Linked DNA regions of Homo sapiens: regions 1 and 2 are each linked to region 3. A link is a contact called in ENCODE Hi-C or POLR2A ChIA-PET data. All regions are on one chromosome and are shown on one strand. The core of a region is the stretch at or near the end of the contact, and the rest is flanking DNA. Distances in the headings are between cores, read along the strand shown. Region 1 holds the start of DDX10 (DEAD-box helicase 10). Region 2 overlaps DDX10 (DEAD-box helicase 10). Region 3 overlaps DDX10 (DEAD-box helicase 10).

Evidence for each region. A loop is a pair of places that touch in the nucleus more often than their neighbours do. ChIA-PET counts read pairs that join two places held with the same protein, here RNA polymerase II (POLR2A). Pooled maps may share reads with other maps.
Region 1: a map with no recorded cell type shows a loop between it and region 3 (9-fold over the local background). The contact joins the promoter of DDX10 here to the enhancer-like site in region 3. A Hi-C loop is called at or near these places in 1 of 168 maps with a recorded cell type or tissue (GM12878), 16 of 37 single-sample maps with no recorded cell type and 12 of 50 pooled maps. POLR2A ChIA-PET finds 5 or more read pairs at or near these places in 7 of 52 experiments (AG04450, GM12878, OCI-LY7 and 4 more).
Region 2: a loop to region 3 is called in a pooled map, with 5 times the contacts of the local background. The contact joins two enhancer-like sites. A Hi-C loop is called at or near these places in 10 of 37 single-sample maps with no recorded cell type and 13 of 50 pooled maps. POLR2A ChIA-PET finds 5 or more read pairs at or near these places in 6 of 52 experiments (AG04450, OCI-LY7, Panc1 and 3 more).

Annotation. Positions count from the first base shown.
Region 1 is chr11:108,663,697-108,666,709 of GRCh38, forward strand. DDX10 (DEAD-box helicase 10) reads left to right here and starts at 1,373. Exons shown (of 18, transcript NM_004398.4): 1 at 1,373-1,643. The coding sequence starts at 1,458.
Region 2 is chr11:108,853,069-108,855,945 of GRCh38, forward strand. The region is part of intron 16 of DDX10 (DEAD-box helicase 10); the gene reads left to right. Among named protein-coding and RNA genes, the nearest start is that of DDX10, 190 kb to the left of the region's middle. Within about 2 kb of position 1,348, at least 6 of the 41 ENCODE cell types and tissues checked have a DNase peak (open chromatin) inside an H3K27ac peak, as active enhancers do.
Region 3 is chr11:108,732,152-108,734,851 of GRCh38, forward strand. All of the region lies in intron 13 of DDX10 (DEAD-box helicase 10), which reads left to right. The region is part of intron 2 of LOC124902750 (a long non-coding RNA gene); the gene reads right to left. Among named protein-coding and RNA genes, the nearest start is that of DDX10, 68 kb to the left of the region's middle. RefSeq lists an enhancer at 1,621-1,740. Within about 2 kb of position 1,385, at least 7 of the 41 ENCODE cell types and tissues checked have a DNase peak (open chromatin) inside an H3K27ac peak, as active enhancers do; they include GM12878 and endothelial cell of umbilical vein, where a contact is called at or near this core.

The sequences.
Region 1 (3,013 bases), core at 123-2,622, 68 kb before region 3:
CGATTATTTTGGCTATGCATACCCAGAAGTGAAATTGCTGGCTCACGTGGAGTTCTATTTTTAATTTTTTGAGGATGTATATACACTTTCATGTAATCACTCCTTATTGAGCTTTACTGTCTACCACATCTAGTGTTCCTGAGTGTGGAAATTCTCTTGTTCACCTCCTGTCCTCACTCCCTTCCAATAAGCCATGTCTTGTTTGGAGGATGGGCATAGAGTTGAGAGTAGTGATCTGGATATGTGGGGTTGGAAAGGAAATTTGAGAGCCCAAAATTCTGCCTGTGAACTTTGAACTCAATTTTCCAATCTCCTTTGCTACAGCTAAGCTCTCCCACCCACATCCGGTGTTTTCCTGGAGGCTGTAGGTAAATGTGTCAAAAAATTCAATTCATTGAAAGCCAGTTCACTTAAATGTCCAACTTGCAATAACTTTTCTATTACCTCCTTTTTTTTTTTTTTTTGACGGAGTTTCACTCTTTCACCCAGGCTGTGGTGAAGTGGGGCGATCTTGGCTCACTATAACCTCCGCCCCCGGGGTTCAAGCGATTCTCCTGCCTCAGCCTCCCAAGTAGCTAGGATTATAGGTGTGCACCACCACGCCTGGCTAATTTTTGTATTTTTAGCAGAGACAGGGCATCACCATATTGGCCAGGCTGGTCTCGACCTCCTGACCTCAGGTGATCCACCCACCTCGACCTCCCAAATTGCTGGAATTACAGGCGTGAGCCACCGTGCCCGGCCTCTATTACCTACCTCCTTACGTTTAGTTATCATTTTGTCTCCATAAAAGCATTTTAAGGCAAATTCAATTTGATTCCGTTCCAGTTTCCTTGCTGTTGCAGCTAGAGTCTGAGGGGCCCAGAGGAAAAGGAAAACCCAGAGGGGCATAAGAAGAATATAGAATATTCATTTTTATTCCTGAGGAAGTACAACCACCATGGATGGAAATCAGAAGTCACTAACTAGCTGTTTACTTCTGGGCAAATCTTTTGGCTCGTTGGCCCGAAAAGTGCAAAACGAGGGTCACAATTTTCATTCACAGATTGTATGTGTTTACACACATACTCACGAACGCTTAGCAAAGTTGAACCTGGAGCAAATGTGTTAATAGCCCTTAAAGGGTCAGTGTATGACGTCACCATAGTAACAACAACAGTGCGCATGCGTTTTTTTTTAAAGAGCCGGCGTGCTCCCGGCTCGGCTCAGCTCGCCCCCTTCCGTGGAGTGCTGCGCCCCCGTTTCCCCAGGCTGCCCCTCCCAGCAGGAGCCAATTCGCCAATCACAGCCCTCCTTTTCCTGACGTCATTGGCGCGTGCCCCGGTTTCAAAAGCTCGGGGGCGGGCTTCTGAGTTCGCGCATGCGCCTCTGTGCGTTTGTCCCATGCTGGTTCCGTGAGTCTGGCCTTAGGTGTCTCGTGTCTGGGGTTGATCCGAGCTGTCGCCGCCGCCGCCGCAATGGGCAAAACGGCCAACTCTCCGGGTTCGGGAGCCCGACCCGACCCGGTGCGGAGCTTCAATCGCTGGAAGAAAAAACACAGCCATAGGCAGAACAAAAAGAAGCAGTTGAGGAAGCAACTGAAGAAACCCGAATGGCAGGTCGAGCGCGAGAGTATCAGCCGCCTCATGCAGAACTATGAAAAGGTGAGGCCGGCGCTGGGGAGGGGGCTCGGGCCGGCCAGCAGCGGGGCAGCGTCTCACTGCGGCGAGGAGTTGCAGAGTGGAGGCGGCGGATCTGTCACCGGGACCCGGCCGGGAATGAGAGGTCACGCCGGGTGCCACAGCTCAAACCTCTGCACCGTTCTGGCCACTCTTCTGCTTGCCACACTGTTCCTAAAAAAATAATAGAAATGCGGCCGTACCTAAGGGTAGGGAGACTAATGCTGTAATAGCTACAGTCATATTCATATTAATAATACTGATGACAATAGTGGTAATAATGACACCTACATTTTTAAGCACTCACCATGTGCTTACAGTAATTGTTTGACTTGATCTGAGGTATGGATATTAATAATCCTATTTAACAGATGAGATAATTGAGGTTCTAAGAGGAATGAAACTTGTCCGAATCTTTCACGCTTAGTAGGTGGTGTGGAATTGGAAGCTAGATCCATGTCTTTCTAATCCCAAAGCCTTTGCTTTTAACCATGAAGCCAGACTGCATCCCTCAACATCATCTATGCTCCTTCCTGTGGCCACCTCATTTTCTCCACAGGCTTCATGTCCCCATCCAAGAATTGGCCTAGAAAAGCTGGACCGCTGGTCTGTTTCTGTCACCTATCATCCCCACATTGTAGCTGGTGTTCCCAGATGAGTATACCTGTAATGATCACTTTGACCTCCTGACTTCTTCCCCCAACCTCCAGACTCCACAGGTCTGTCAATTCCTCTTTTCCCTTTCCCTAAATCCCATGTTTGTTGGTCTTCACCCACATCTTTCAGCTTCTCAGCCCCCTTCTAGTGCAGTACAATCAGGGATTTAACAGATGGAACATTCTTGTAACTAAGGTTGCCATTGTAACAAATTACCACAAACTTGGCGGCTTAAAACAACAGAGATCTTGAGGTCAGGAGTTCGAGACCAGCCTGACCAACATGGTGAAACCCCGCCTCTACTAAAAATACAAAAAAATTAGCTGGGCCTAGTGGTGGGTGCCTGTAATCCCAGCTACTCGGGAGGCTGAGGCAAGAGAATCGCTTGAACCCGGGAGGCAGAGGTTGCAGTGAGCCCAGATCGCACCATTGCACTCCAGACTGGGTGACATGAGTGAGACTCTGTCTTAAACAAACAAACAAAAAAGCCCAGCAACAACAGAGATTTACCTTGTCACAGTTCTGGAGGCCATACGTCTGAAATCAGTTTCACTGGGCCAAAATCAAGGTGTCAGCAGGGACTTGCTCCCTCCAGAGGTTCTAGGGGAGAATCTGTTTCCTGCCTCTTGTAGCTTCTGGTGGCTGCTGGCATTCCTTGGCCTGTGGCTGCATAACTCCAGTCTCTGCCTTCTCCTGTG
Region 2 (2,877 bases), core at 98-2,597, 120 kb after region 3:
TTTAATACTGAATATAAGCAGAAAAGACTGCTTATATTAAATATAAGCAGTATTAAATATCACTCTGTCTTCAAAGGTGCCCAAAAACGAGAGCTCCAGTGTGTGCAGCCTGACTGCTAAATAAGGTGGAGGCTTCTGCATATGCTTTAACGTGCAGGCGTGAAACACCATGGCAGAACCACCACTAGATCTCAGAGGCTGTAGTGGGAAAGATTTAAATTTAACAAGAAAATCTTAAATCTAATAAAAGCATTTGATATTTATGAATATTGCATGTTCAGCATAAAATAAGCCCATTTTATTTCACTAAGAAGCTCTCATTTCTGCATATATAAATGTAAAATGAAAGATATAATCTAGAGCCAAAGAAAGCCCTGTTACTGTATTTCCTTTGTGTTTATTCATGCATATTTGTATATATATTACTAAATATGGTTTATTTTTTATACTTATTGATGGTGTATGCTCGATTTTTTTTTTTCATAATGGTTTAAGCTGTAAGAAGTTGCTATCACCCTTGAGCTATCCTCCTGGAAACCTCTTCTTTTATTCCCCCATAAATTGGTGTGTATATTTGGTTTTAATACTGTGTCTGCTGGGGAAATGAAAAAATGATAAAGTTGTCACAATCAGGCATTTTCACTGGGGGTTGATCTCTGAAGTGAACTCCTTATGCCAAACTCTTCCTTCCATTTCCCACTCCCCTTCTGTGTTTGTCCTGTGTGTTTGTTTCCTGACATCTAAAAAAGGAGGAAGATTTTTCTTGTCAAGGGAAGGTCTCATTTCTATGTAACCACTAAGCATCGGACTAAGAACAGAAAGAAGAGCTGACATGGCTTTGCAGCTCAGCCAGGAGCTTTAAATAGACAGAGGCTGTGTTTTATTATTGCTCTGAATAGTTTAGCTACCTCCATTTCACAGCCCTTTTCTGAGTGCTCAGAGATGGTAGCCCTTTTGTAAGAGTGATATTACCAGAGGGATCAGTGGCTGGTCTGCAGCCAGGACTCAAACATTCCTCAAGACACTGAGGACTGCCTGCAGTGACAGGTTCAGGCTGACTGACAGAGCCCAAGGAATGAGCTCAAACCAACCTTTTGCACCCAACTTCCTTTCAAATGAAAGTGACAGGGGTTGAAGGCTCTCATGGCTTTTGAGGTACCTTTTGGAAGCAGACCCAGAAGAGATTATTTGGAAACACTTGGTAAAGGGGTGATGGCACAAATTTCTGTGATATGTAAGGAGAAATATTATGTAAATTATCAGGTTTCTCTCAGTGCATGTGCTTTAAATGACAGATGTGACTTAGTTTTTGAGTAAACTTTGTCTTCTCGTTGATCCTCTTATGTAAACCTAATCATTGTGTTACTTAGGATATTGCCTTCTGAATCACTTTAGTCAGATTCCAGGTAGAGCTTCCCTTTGATCCCTGAACCTACAAGCTATCCAGAAGATATTTTAATGGTCAAAGAAGGTGGTACTTGCAGACTTAATTTACCAGGAAATGTAGTCATAGCTGTTTATAGCTATTTTAAGCAATCACTGCATAGAAACTGAAAGTGTAAGAAAGGGAGGACTCACGTAGCTGTCTTTCTACCTTGTTTTGTGTTTCATGCAGCAAACATCATTTTATTATACAAGGAAGGATATAAAGGACACAGTATTTTTTTTTTAATTTTGGGGAAAGTGCTTGAATGAAGTTTCATGGAATTATCTTTATTTCCCAGAAAAGAGAAAACTTAATGATAATGTGAATTTTCAATTTTAGAAATGAATCTTCTCTGGCATATTGAAAGTACTTCTAAGAAAAATTGCTTTAAAGTGTGAGTAGGATAAACTAAAGTTGGAATGGACCTCTCAGGAATCTGATATGACTTTTTGTTAAAAGATAGATCTAAGTTCTGCCTAGTTATATTATGTGCAGAATTGGGAATGGAAGATAAATACGAAGCTGAAACTGTTACGAAGGTTTGCTGGGTACCTAATAGTGGTTTGGGAAATATAGGTCTTTTGGGTATCAAAACTTTCTTTAGCAGAGAAGTACTTGAATTGCACAATAGAATTGTTTTTACTTTAGCTAACAAGATGTCGTATATTCTTATGACCTACAGATTTTAAACTAAGATCTAGAAAAATACTTGTAGCAATGATCAATAGACCACATTGCTTTTTGAGTTCAGGTAGGTTACATAATCCTGGAATACAGCTTTACCTCATTATCTAGCTAAATTTCCTTTTGCTTTGAGGGTCACAAGTGCTAGTAGGAATCCCTGGTCGCTGGAATGATTTTGTATAAATGTAAGGAAAAGGAACAACAGTGCTGAAACTTGAGGAAATAGATCCTCAGCAATATCTCACTACTGTGCTGCTTTTGAAAAGAAAGTGTGATTTTTATTTATTTATTTATTTTTTAAGATGGAGTCTCGCTCTGTCACCGAGGCTGGAGTGCAGTGACGCGATCTTGGCCCACTGCAACCTCCGCCTCCCAGGTTCAAGCGATTCTCCTGCCTCAGCCTCCCGAGTAGCTGGGACTACACGCATGTGCCACCACGCCCAGCTAATTTTTTGTATTTTTAGTAGAGACAGAGTTTCACTGCATTAGCCAGGATGGTCTTGATCTCCTGACCCCGTGATCCACCCTCCTCGGCCTCCCAAAGTGCTGGGATTATGGATGTGAGCCACTGCAACTGGCCAAAAGTATGATTTATTAAACAAAAGTCTGAGGCTGATGAAATTGAACACTGACTATGAAGGAACAAAGAGTAGGAAAGAGCTCAAACACTTAAAATAGTTAAAAGTTGCTTTGACTATATTAAAAATGATGATTATAGTTCGTATTTTTAAGGTGTGGGGAAAATATGTCATACATTTTGAGGTTGA
Region 3 (2,700 bases), core at 135-2,634:
CATATCATTATAATTAAGACCATAATTATTTGGCATTTTACCATATACTGAACACTTTCTGCATAAGTTCTCATTTTTCCTTATGACAAGAAAGGTAGCTATTAAAATTTCGGAGGAGGAAAGGAAGGCTTTTAAGTGACTTGTCCAAGGTCACAGTGGTGAAGTTAGCAGTTAAACCTATTTGTGATGCTAAGTCACATTTTCTTTCTCTGCTGTCGTGCCTACCATTATTTGTGTGTAGTTTGCTTTCTGTAATTGGGTAATGTCAGTGTAATTGACAGTATTGTAAATAATTTTGGGCTACTCATTGTGTGCGCACACTTGGAGTATAAAATGAATGTTTGCCTTTAGACTTCGGCGTAAATGGAGACGAGAGGTACTGAGTGCCAGGTGCAAGCAAGGCCTTCTGGAATGCTGCCTTGTCACAATCCTTTTCTGTTTGACGAGATCGATGCAGTGAAGGACAACAAGATTTTCTTAGCAGTGGAGAAGTGCCACGAGTGATGAAGCAATAAGACATGTGCAGGAGAGAGCGCAGGTGTAGTGATCAGGCACAAAGGCAGTAAGAGATGGCTGGTTGACCTCCCACCATAGGGAAGAACCTTGTTTTGGCTAATTGTCTTGTTGGGTGTTCAGAAAGTTGACCTCCAGGGAGACAGTGTTAGATAAGAGCATGAACATACAATTAAAATGATTAAATTAAAATTTATTTTTGGAACACTTATTTCCTTAAATGTGAGAATGAAATCTCTAAGCATATGCTTTCTTTTCTTTTTCAGTTTAAACCTTTTTAGAAATGAGACTGGGTAGATTCCATTTTAGCTCAACAAATGTCCTTTTAAAGCTTTCTTAAAAGTAAACATAGGTCAGTTTTAATTAAGATTTGAATGATACCCATAGATTATTCATTGTACCTTAGAGTTGATTCCAGATCCTGTTTACATTGATTTAGTCCTACTTTTTTTTTTTTTTTTAGTAGCTTTTTCTTTTTTTAGTACTGTAAGAACTCACTGTTGGTGTTAAAACACAGATTAGCTAACTTTGAAGCTTATAAGTATACTCTTATAAAAAGATTCCAAGTTCCAAATCAAGATTCTCCTATGTGGGAGCTAGGATGTTTCTGCCTCTTGTCTCTTCACTTTTTCTCTTTCTCTCTTTTTCCCTCCTTTCAGCAGCAGTTACCTAACGGATGCCAGGGACTGTGTTAGGTACTTAGTGACTTTTAGGAACTTGGACTAAGTATTTGTAAAATAAGTACTGGAAAATGATTAACATCTATCAATTTTTTTATAACTTACCATGCACTTTGACTATCATATCTCACTTATTTAAATTCTTACCACAGCCTTGTGTAGTGTTGTTGTCATGTTACAAGTTCAGACACAGGCTTTGACAGGTTCACTTACTTCCTTGCCTAATGTTGCATAGTTAGTGAAGCGCTAGCACTGGAGTCTGTACTTAGGCCCCTCTGACTTGCCTCGGTATGATTGTGCTTGCTTTGATTCCCGTCATTTCTACATTTAGTGGTGGCTTTTAGTGTTCCATTTTCACTTCCCACTTACACTGCCATTCTGCCCCCAGATTCTTATTACCTCATTCTTGGCTCGGGGGGATAAGCTTCATAATTGGTTCTCGTTGTTCTTCTGAGTCATCTTCCTGTGAACCTTGGTCAAATTAGTATTTTTTTTCAAGTGGTTTACCTTCCATGCTACCCTTAAGTTCACCCTTGCAGTTGGGTTTTGTAAGCTAGCCCCTATCCTATTGTCCTGCGAGACCATTCTTCCCAGTTTCCACTTAAACAGTGAAGGATTCCTTCCTGGATTATTTTCTTCCCACTCCAGCATTTCACATCTTTCAAGATGCAGTGCTTATCTTGTCTCTTCTTTGAAGCCATCCCTTACTTCTTCAACCCACTGACCTCTGGATTCCAATGGTCTATTTTGCTAGTATTTTTTTCTTTTTCTTGACATTTCATAATGTAGCCACATGTCTCTTAATTTTTATCTCTTCCATACCTGGTGATTTGTGTTCAGGGGCCTTATGTAATGTTCAGTTGACTTAAACAGAAGGAAGAACTCTAAAGTCAAGACTACTGTACTCCGAATTTTTGCTACCATGAAGTGAAACAATGGTAGCATGATCTCAGATGTTGCCAGCTGAAATAGTTTGGTATATATGCTCATTTGTCTTATAGGTGTCTTTTCTGTTTTTTGGCATCCTGTGCTTAATTCTTTTTTTGTAATCTAAGCTTTGTTCCAATTCAAAAGGAGTTGTTATTGTGTAACATGAAGCTTAGATGCATATATTGAGTTGCTTTATGTATTTTTTTTCCTATTTGAGTTTGGTATGCAGATGACTTCCTGAGGATGTAAATTTTCAGTGGAAAGCTTAAAGCTGGTTTTGGCATGATGTTTATTCTGTAACATGCTGAATCATTATATCAAATATTGAGTCGTTTTCCTTTATCTCCTTCTTTTATACAATATTCAATATTTATAACATCTGCTAACTACTGAATTTTTAAATCTACTTTTGTGGTTGAAGTTTAAACAGCTACTTTTACAGGCCGTATTTATCTTTATTTTAAGGTAGTTACACAGGTAATGAAAGAAATGTGAAATAGGACAGGCTGTTCTTGAAGGTCATGTGAATTGCCCTTTGAACTTGTTATATGATTAGAAATAAGGAGTTTTCAAATTC